2 separate regions of the Homo sapiens genome follow, and region 2 is linked to region 1. Evidence: chromatin loops called from intact Hi-C (ENCODE). Cell type or tissue: MCF 10A. All regions are shown on one strand. Links, peaks and the distances in the headings refer to the core of each region. The heading gives the core; the rest is flanking DNA. Region 1 has its middle 240 kb from the start of LINC00879. Region 2 has its middle 180 kb from the start of LINC00879.

Region 1 (5,397 bases), core at 252-5,251:
CATTCGTGTCAGACATTTCACACAGTATTTAAGTTTAAAATCTACAAAACAGATGAACACACTGCATTGATTTGAAGACTATCAAAACTATATTGTGCAAAACTTCTAACATCACTGAAGACAGACAGATTTTTTTTTTTTTTCTGAGACAGAGTCTCACTTTGTTGCTCAGGCTGGAGTACAGTGGTGAGATCTGGGGTCACTGCAAACTCTGCCTTTTGTGCTCAAGTGATTCTCCTGCCTCAACCTCCTTAGTAGCTGGGATTGCAGGTGCCAGCCACAACACCCAGTTAATTTTTGTATTTTTAGTAGAGACAGGATTTCACCATGTTGGCCAGGCTTGTCTTGAACTCCTGTCCTCAAGTGATTTGCCTGTCTATGCCTCCCAAAGTGCTGGGATTACAGGTGTGAGCCACCACACCCGGCTCCTGAAGACAGTTTTAATTAAACTTTAATGAATAGCTTTAAGCCACAAGTTCCATAACTTGAATTTTCTTTATAACCAATACATAGATATCCATACAAATTTGAAAGTTGGTAAAATTATGTCAAAAAGCAAAGTGGTAGCTTATTAAAGACATAAATGTCTTGTCTTGTTGACTGAAGAGTTTTCTATTAGATGCAGGGTGTAAATACCAATTTCCAGGGGCTTTTAAAATATATATTTAATTGAACATGTACTTATTTTATATTCTCTTTGCATTAGGTACTGTGTAAGAAACTAAAGATTACAGGAGTAAATAAGGCAAATAGTCTCATTCCTCAAGAAACTTAGAGTCCAGTGTGTAACACAATTGTTAAATAAAGTCATAAAATATGTGATCTTTCATGATTGATTTTTTCACTTAGCAGAATGTTTTCAAGTTTTACTCATGTTGTATCATGTGTCAGTTCTGTTTTTGCTTTTTATTTGCCATTTTGCTATTCCATTGTATGGATATATCATATTTTGTTACTAGGATTCTTGCTGTGGCCATTGGTAGAAGCATCCGTACTATGGAGTGTAAGACATAGAACCAAAGAACTGAGAGTTGTAGGAGAGAGAAACACAAATTCTCCCAGTAATTTCACTAGGAATGATAAAGAAATAAGGCCACTCCAACTTCCACTCTGTGGTTCTTTTTTGAAATAATTTGTATCTATGTATTTTTTTAAACTGTTATTTTAGGTTCAGGTGTATATGTGCAGCCTTGTTATATAGGTAGACTCATGCCATGGGGGTTTGTTGTACCATGTGATTCTTGAACTCATGTGTTCAACCTATTAGAAATACAGTAACATATAATGTTCATCGATTTAAGAAAGTTTAAGGAAGGTATACATTGTATCTTGTAGGATGGCTTCCTATACTCTCAGGGTCTGAGCTCCAAGGTTGCAAAAGCCTATTTCATTTTGTCGACCGGCAGCTTCTGAGCATAATATGTGAAGAGGCTAATGGATTTTACGGTTATATAACCACTGTTGAACCTCCTTTGCTGTAAATCGTATCACTCTCTTGAATGAAATATAATGTAGGAATCTATGTTGCTCAATCAAACACTCTGTAAGCCTTTGCGTGGTGATGCTGAGGCCATGTGGAAAGAATAAATGAATATGTACTCTGAATATTGGTTGATTTCTACCAAGATAATTTGCTTTTTACCCCAGGATAGATGAGATCAGTGTAATCAGTCCATCACCAAATGACTAGTTGGTCTTCGTAAGGGATGGTGCCATTGTTGGTCTATATTGTTGAAAATTTTAGTTATTTGGCAGTAGCAGTAACTCAATTGGCTTTGATGAGATAGAATTTATGCTGTTGAACCTATTTACAGGTTCCATTCCTTCTGCTATTGGCTATTGTATTAGTATTTTGGTGGGTCATGACAGTGTTTGGCTGGTATCAACTGCTTGTTAATCCGTCTACTTGGCTATTTGAGGAATCGTCAGTGGTGGATACCCTTTAAACCTGTTAATATATGATAAAAAGATCTTCATACTGTGTCTCTGAATGGACCTACTTACATCTCTCTTCCCATGAATTCCTTGTTTGAAACTTTCTAATTTTATTTTCTTTAACATCACTGACCAATCAGTAAAGACATTTGACACTTGCCATTAATTGCTGTATATGTTTGCCTCCTGCCACATTTTTAGACACAAAGTAAATGACAACATGTATCTTACAAAGCTCTAGCGTTCGGGAAGATTTTACTCACTGCTGCCTTTCAGGGGCTGTAGTGTTGGAGAAGTTTCCTGTTGTACTCGCATCTGAGCAGACTGTTCTGTGAACAAAGCCAGCCTTTTTTTATCCTACATCAGTTGGCCATAAGGGATATCCTTCTTCCTGACATGTAGCAATAAGCAGGAGCCAAAGAATAAATGCGGAAGTGATAATGGTGTGCCCTCTGGGCCATCTGCTCGTGCATCTTACTTGTGCCCCTTGACCCTGTTCTTGTCAGATCCCAGATGTTCCATTTCCATCTTATGATGGATTGCTGTTGGGCCTGCACAAGTTTATGATTTTGTGTATCTGACATAAACCAAAATTATAAAGAATTGTTCTGACTGCATAGTCACAATATGTCCCTCCTTCTATATCATGTCCCAGTAGGAATCCAAGACCTATTATTTGAGTGGCCTATTCTGTGCTGGAAAAGGCACTGTCATGCATGTCACTTATTGGGATGTACTCTCAGAAACAATATCTGTAAAAGATGAACAAAGCAAGATTGGTCAGGGAAAAGAGTTAAACTGTGATGATGTTACAACAGTAACCTCAGTTAATCTCTCAGGGAACTCTGAGGCTTAAATGGCTGTCTAGAGATACCACAAAATGAAGCAAAAGCTTTAGTCTTTGTACCTTGAATCAACCGATTGTCAGAAGCTGCCCCTAAAGAGAGCTTTACCCTTGAACAAATCATTTTGCTGTGAGACATCAGTAAACAACTCTCAGCATCTGGAGAGATGAGTTCCTGGATTCTGAGGTAGACCTGGGTGGTCCACCAAAACCTTGGCTGCATGTGTTCTTCCTAACTAGTCGTGTTTTAAAACACTGATAAGCTCAAAGATGAAGAATAAACTTTACTGTTGATATTTGATGTTTCTTTCATTTCTATTGCCTTTTAAAATTTCTGGGTATGGTGTAAGCTCTTGTAAAGGTTTCAGTTGTTCTGTCTTTGAAATTCTCAAACTTTCCCCACAACTATTAAGGAACTGTTGCCAAGAGAAACCAGCGAGAATGTTTCGAAAGCAGGATAAGGAAGAAAAATAATCCCAGCAAGAGTGTGATTCAGACAAACTTCCACAGAGTGTGATTCAGGTAGTTCCTCCTGATCCTGGGGGATGACTTTGGGTAAATTATGCTACAGATGATGGAACTAGACTTTTGAAGTTTCACATCCTGCAGTCATTGGTCAACTGGAGCATAAACTTCCAGGCTTCTTGCTTTTCACTATAAGGATAAGCAGATCCAGCAAACTTTGTACCATACACTAAAGAAAATCAATGATGTGGGCCAGAAAAGGCAATGGCACACACAAAAAGGAGAGGGACACAGTGTAAGAGTCAAAAAAAAAAAAAAAAAAAAAAAAAAGAGAAAAAGATAGAAAGGAATCTGGACTGAAGACAACAATGTCAGCTACAGGGAGTGATGTTGGAGTATACACTAAAAATACATTTTTTGTGTGTAACCAAAGCTACCTGTATTTCCTTTCTCTTTTCACTTTCTAGCATTTGGGATTATTAAAACACTCAATTATTCCCACTTTTTAATATTGATCAGGGCGATTGCCTGTCTTCTCCTTTTGCTTAGAATGCTTCACTTTTACTTTTTTCCAAGATGATGCAGAAAATTAGCGTTATTTTGCTATTGATTCAACTTATTGATTTTGGAAATTGGAGAACACATGTGAGATATTTTTGGTGTTAAAATGTCAAGTAAAGGTCTGAACTATTTGGAAACATTTCAGTTTTCATGTTCAATAGATAAGATGCCAAGAACTCACAATAGAAGATGAGGGTTTTGAGAACAGTCACCTCTAATTAGGAGAGAATATCGTATTTGTAGGCTGATTTCTTCCATATCTCTTGCTAATATTTTTTTCTGCTTGACTTAGCATGTCTCTTATTATAGTATTTGGAGGATAATGGAAATTGGATTAAGGCAGCAAAATGCTGAAATGGGAGAAAAGAGTGTGTGTGTGTGTGTGTGTGTGTGTGTGTGTGTGTGACTTTTATGTGTTTTAGTAAAAAAGTAGTTCTTTAAACTGTGTGAGAGATTCCATAGCCTTGTTCCCATTAAGTAGCAAACACCAGGGCTTATACAAAATGTTCTATAATGTTTCAGATCAAGCTAAAGCTATCTTCTCTTTCTTATCTTAGAATTCCAAATGTTCATGAAGCCACAAAAAATACGATGGAGTCCTAATGCTTTTATCAGGATAACAAAAGTACAGTTTTCTTTTTAAAGCCTTTTACAAACCAGAAAGCACATTTATGGTCATTTCTCAAATCATTTTTCACTTTCTGTCTTTAGCACACAGTTGTCATTTAACAAATCAATTAATAAGCTACATAAAAAAATACATTTATGAGCTGAATATATACATATTCATTTCGTGTATGAGTATGTTGCAGTTTTTAATAAATATTTTCTGAAGAGCATATCTTAACATACAGCTTTTTCAATTAAAGTCTTCAATAGATTTTAATTGCTTTCAGAAAAAAAATGATGACCTTCCATGATATAAGCAGGCATTTCCCCACCTAGGCTTTGCCTGTCTCTACAACTTCTTTTTACACTTTTTCGTATGTGATCCAACCATCAGCTAAACCGAGAAACTTTTCACAAGTATTTTGATGATCATACTCTCTTCTATGTGTATTTTTTATATGACTTTTTTTTTTCTAAATTTTCACTTTTTTACAGTGTATTACTCTAGTGACTCCTGTGCTTTCAGAACTTACGCCAATATTTTTCCAAAGCTTTCTCTAACTGTTTTCTTTCCAGGAGGAGTTAGGATTTCTCTTCCATTCTTCTCTGTGTAATGTCAACATTGCACATACTCCGCTGTATTACATGTGTTGATTTACTTGTTTCTCTCTCATATTATAATTTATCAGAAGTTACTTACCAAGTATTTACCATATCTCAGTCCAAGTATTAAAGATACAATGATGAATAAAGTAATCCCTATTCTCTAGTAGCCCCCAAAGAAAAAAACAATTTATACGGTGATATAAGTATTAAAAAGGAGATATGCAAAAGAACCATGATAACACAGATGACTAATAACTTGGGAGAAAATAGTAGTTTGGGAAGATGATAAAGGAAGGAGGAATAAACTGAATCTGGGCTTTGAGTAATGAATAGAACTTTTCTAGACTGAGTTCAGAGTGGGGGTGGAAATAATATTC
Region 2 (5,397 bases), core at 232-5,231, 60 kb after region 1:
TAGTAAATGAATGATAAACTCATTGAAGGCAAGAAGCAGACCACAGATCTCTATATCTTCCTCAGTATTGGCACAGTACATTACCTACACTCATACCTGTGAATCTGTGAACACTCATATCTGTGAAAGTTTGTATAGATAGTTTGTATAGCTTCCTAAAACTTGTGAGATCCAGTGAAGAAAAGGGGGAGAATAGTGCATTCTGCAGAAAAGATTTAAAAAAAGGAGAAAAAGACATTCTGATAAGAATCCCAGTTTAAGATGTCAAGAACCCTCTCAGGTTCATGTCTTATTATTATTTTTTTATCCTCATACAAATACAAATTAAATAGATTTTTATAAATTACTACCTTGAAGATAGGCGGGTAGTTTAACAACACATGCAACCATCTGAGTTGTGTGACTAACATAATATGACTAATGCTTTTAAAAATAAGGAATGAATTTATGAAGAGCAAAATGGAAGTTTTATTGATCCTCTAAGGAAGAAGTCCTGCATTCTAAAAGGATTTATTAATCTTTTGACCACATCAGTTTACCTCATCTGCTTTGAAAGTAAATATGTAATAACATATATGACATTGTTATGAAAGATCCATGTTGGTTTTAAGTATATTTTTCTGTAATACATTTATCTATTCAATGAAGAAAGTAAGTCAATGAAAAAACAGACAGGTGACATGTAGAGCCTAAGTGTGTATTTTCTATCCTACTATTGCCTTAGCCTGAATGTCGTTTTACCCCTGTCTGGCTGTCTCTGCAATATGTAAAGGAATTGTGTAAAACACATCATATTTTATAGATGTGTTTTCCCATCTATAAAATAGTTTTAAGCCTAGGCAACAAAACGAGACCCCCATCTGTACAAAACATAAAATAAAAAATAGCTGGGCATGGTGGTGCGTGACTCTAGTCCCTGCTACTAGGTAGGCTGAGGCAGGACGATAGCTGGAGGCTAGGAGTTCAAGGCTGCAGTGAGCTACAATCATGCCACTGCACTCCAGCCTGGTCAACAGAGCAAGACCTCATCTCTAAAAAAAAAATGATAATAAAATAAAATGGATATAATACTAGGGCCAGATTTATAGAGTTTATGTGAGGATGAAAAAGAAGATATGTAGACATATACAACAGTGCTAAAACATGATAACTAGCAATGGTAGAAATGACTGACTAATTTTTATTCTTCATTCTGTTAGAAAATATTGACCTGACTACTTCTAACTTCTATTGGCTTGACTACTTCTTACGTTTCTATCTATGAAGCAAACACTCTACCTACTCTAATTGTAAAGATAATCTGCTTACTAGTTCTCTAACAAGACAGGAGAGTACATTGGGCCAGCTGCAAACATCTCTTGGGAGAACTTTATATTAAAAGTTTCTAATATTTTCTAAAAAAACTATAACTTTCAAGTTGAAAATAATGCTTTCAAGTAAGTGTTATTTTCAACATCGGCCTGTTCCGGTATTCAAATTTGCTCATATTTTTCTTTTTTTCTTCTTTTTTTCTCTCTCTGTTTTTTTTTCCATTTCTTTTCTTTTTCCCACCATCTGTGTGCCAAGTAGTGCTTGGCTTTATTCATTATAGGTATGAAATTTACAAGATTTTCTGTTAAAAAGAGCTTTCATTTTTAGTCTCAAATATCCACAAGGGAAAAACAGTTTTAGGAGTGGGCTTGAGGAGGAAAATGTGTATATTTATATATACATTTTTAGTAGAGATGGGGTTACGACATGTTGGCCAGGTGGGTCTCCAACTCCTGACCTCAGGTGATCCACCCGCCTTGGCCTCCCAAAGTGCTAGGATTATAGGTATGAGCCACCGCGCCCGGCCACATCTTTTTAGTTTGCAATATCAGATCAATCAACTCTAAGCCTCCATGTACATATCTGGTTGACCAATAATTCGCTGTTAGTAATTTGCTGTGGGAGACGAGCCTTCTCCACCTCTCTAATATTATACAAGAGTCTCAGTGATTTTAGATAGACCAAAACATCCAGATTCTCCCTACTTTCCAATCTAGTTAGGAAAGTGTTGCGACTGTTGGAGACTGAAGAGTAGGTTTCTCTTTCCACAGCCTTAGGGCTTTCACCAATTATCTCTAGGTCAGAGCTCTTAATATTTGGTCCATTGACTTTGCTGTGTCACACCTTCAGGCACCCTTTATACCTTAGAAAAGCATTCCTAAGAAATGGAAGCTGTTTCTAAGACCGAGGCTCTATTTTAGGTATCCAACAGGCACCCAGCATAGCCACCAGATCATCCGCCATGGTCCAGGGCAGGGTACTCTCAGAACTCCTCCACTCCAAGCACTAATTTCTGCTCTCCATTTTCCCTTCTGCCCAGCCCTAGCTTAATTCTCCTCAAAGTGAATATTTCCCTGAAGAAGGAGGAGTAAAATAAGGACCAAAAAAAAAATGTACACTAGGATAGAAAAGGCATACCTTAAAGTAAGTTGAAATTGAAATAAACTCATATTAGACCTTGGTGATAGAACTTGATGTTATTTATTACCACCATTGTCATTATACTTCAGAATCAAACCTATGGAAGTAGGTTCTTAAATTTAAGTGTCACATATTATAAAGCACATGCTTTCTGAGATCCTTGACTTTGTATTTTGAGAGGTACACTGATAAATAAAGCTGGGAGGATCCAGCACTGAAAAGATAGCACCAGTGTGAAATGTTACATATGGTGTGATTCCTACTCTATGTGATATTCTGGAAAAGGAAAACCTATAGATATGGTAAAAAAGATCAGTGGTTGCAGAGAGGGATGAATAGGTGGGACACAGGAGATTTTTAAGTCAGTGAAGCTATTCCACCTGAAACTCTAATGGAGGACACAGGATATTATGCTTTATCAGAACCCGTGGGATTGTACAACACAAAGAGTGATCCCTAATGAAACTATGGGCATCAGTTAATGGTAATTTATCAATATTGATTTACCAATAGTAACAAATGTACCACACTAATGCAGCATGTCAATCGTAGGAGAAATTGTGCAGAGAATGGTTCAAAGAAGGGGTAAATGGAAACTCTGTACTTTCCGCTCAGTTTTTCTGTCAACCTAAAACTGCTTTGAAAAATAGCCTATGAATTAATATAAAAAGTACCTCACATGACACATTTTTTGTCAAATGCATTAGATGAAAACTGCTGACATGATCTTCAAGAAATAAGTATCACAGACATACCAGAATCAAAGAGTTGTAAAGCTAAAAGATACTCAGTGGAAAATGTCTACTCTAGTCTTAATTATTTCTGAAGAGACAGATTCTGCCAGTTTCCTTACTAGCCTATTCTAGGGTTTAGTTTCTTTCTGAGTCCCACAAATTAGCCCGTATTATTCATACTTGTCTTCTGTGAAGAGTGCTTTGATCAAAGCCTCCTTAAATAATCATTCTCTACTAGAATTAATAAGTAAATCACTGATTTGATATTTTTGGCTCTGATTAAATGGCCTCAATACAAGCTACAATGAATCAATAGGCAGTGATGGACAAAAATAGTTCATCCTTAGGATGATTATCATTTAAAATGTACATTTCAATGTAGAAGTTGTCAAACTCTAGGAAGTTATAAAACTCTTATGTTATAGAACACACAGGTAAAGTTACTTTTTTATATAGACCCTTGCAGCTTTGTACCCACAATGGTTTAGTTCATTTTGTAATGCCACAGGGCAAAATTCTTAACTATCCGAGAAATAATTTTACTAAACTTGTGTTCAAAACCGAATTTAATTCACTTTTTTGATAATGTCAACATTTAGAACTATAATTTTCAAGAAATCTCTCTTTATTGGAATATTAAAATTTCAAATGCCCATTCTCAAGAAGAGTTAAAATCATAAAAGATAGTTACATGTTTAAGTTTATAGTTGCTCAAGGGAAGTTATAATAGAGAATCCACATTGCGTGTAGCTTATTTCTGAAATAAATCTGCAGATGAATTAAAATGTTAATGTTTGAACCTATTTAACTGCCAATTGTTCATGAAATGATAAATATCACTGAAGACATGATCATAAAATGCCCAACAAAATTATAACGGTCATAATTTCTGTGAGCATGTGCTGGAAAGAGCATAATAAATTGTATTACCATCATAATTATGGGAGGACAAAGAGATTATATTTTCTTTTTCTATGAAGAATAAGTACTTTGTCAGAGCACATTTCAAATACATTTTGTATTCTCTAATACTCAGCATTAAGAACTCTTTTATTATGTTATAAAAATAATTTTTAAAATTAATTTGTATTTCAATTAATTGGAAATTATAAATTCCCATTTGAAACAATTCATGCAATTGTGCTCAAGATCAGAATATATTTCATCTTCTTTCTGTCATTGTTGGGCTTCCAAGTTTGTACATCTGTCAATTTGTAGGTGTTAATTATAAACACTTTTTCCTTTTTTAAAAATCTATTTTACTAGAAGATAGCTGTTGACAGAAGGTGAAGCAATTATGACTTTTTCACCAGGCAAGTTGGAAACGAATAGCCTTACTATTCAGTCATAAATCTTCCTTTTGATATTTTTTATTCTCTGTTGACAATATTGTAATCTATCATGAGACTGATGAAAATATCTTACTTTATCATAGCTATTATTGATATGTGTGTGTTTCTGTGTATATACACACATATCATTTCTATATTAAAATTAGATAACTGCATGTTTAAATATCTAGTTATAAAATAATATATTACTATAATCTTCTGGAAAATCTTTCCTTAATTAAATAAGAGGATGCATAGAGTTTGACTGGCTGAGGCAGGCCGTGTTTTCTGGAAAGCAGATAATAAGAAGTTAGGTGTGTGAAAGGTTTATTGTTAACAACCATGGAAAGAGAGGGATGCAAGTGGAATTGGTTAGGAGGAGTTGTCAGACCTTGATGCTGACTCTATAAAGTCTCCTTGACTTTAAGCAACAGAGTAAAGATTGCTCATTAGGGAGTCCTTTGTGAGGAGAGATGGTTAGGTTCCTGTACACCACCTTGGAAAACCATTGGTCAAAAGCCACCTTGGAAAGGAAAGGAAAGGACTTTGCCTTGGAATCTAAGGTGACTCTTAATGAGTTAACAGCTAGAAGGTCAGCTGATCACACTCATCAGAAGTGGACAGATAGTCCTCTCTTGAGCGGGGATCTGAGAAGCTCTTCTCTGTGTCTGTCACAATCTACCCCTTTGGGCCATGTAGCTTCACTTCATCTTACAGGTTCTAAGACAGAAGGTCTTCAAGGCATTGATGAAGCTTCTCTTCCTGAGGGGAAACAGAAGAGAGAGATGTCAGACCTCACTGTAGCTGGTCTTGGGGCTCAACTGGTACACAACAAATTTCTTTTAACTTCTTGTATCACATCTGCTAATCTTGGTGACTTA

The links. Peaks named below come from ENCODE experiments on the same cell type or tissue, not always from the same donor. Only the 100,000 strongest peaks of a DNase experiment are listed, where the experiment ranks them.
Region 2: it touches region 1 in a loop (4-fold over the local background); 1 of 110 quality-filtered maps calls a loop at or near these places.

The regions. Positions count from the first base shown.
Region 1 is chr3:94,691,861-94,697,257 of GRCh38, forward strand. No RefSeq gene overlaps it. Among named protein-coding and RNA genes, the nearest start is that of LINC00879, 240 kb to the right of the region's middle. In MCF 10A, for the core only: no CTCF peak of the experiment used is centred there; a DNase peak (open chromatin) is centred at 3,241.
Region 2 is chr3:94,751,708-94,757,104 of GRCh38, forward strand. No RefSeq gene overlaps it. Among named protein-coding and RNA genes, the nearest start is that of LINC00879, 180 kb to the right of the region's middle. In MCF 10A, for the core only: no CTCF peak of the experiment used is centred there; no DNase peak of the experiment used is centred there.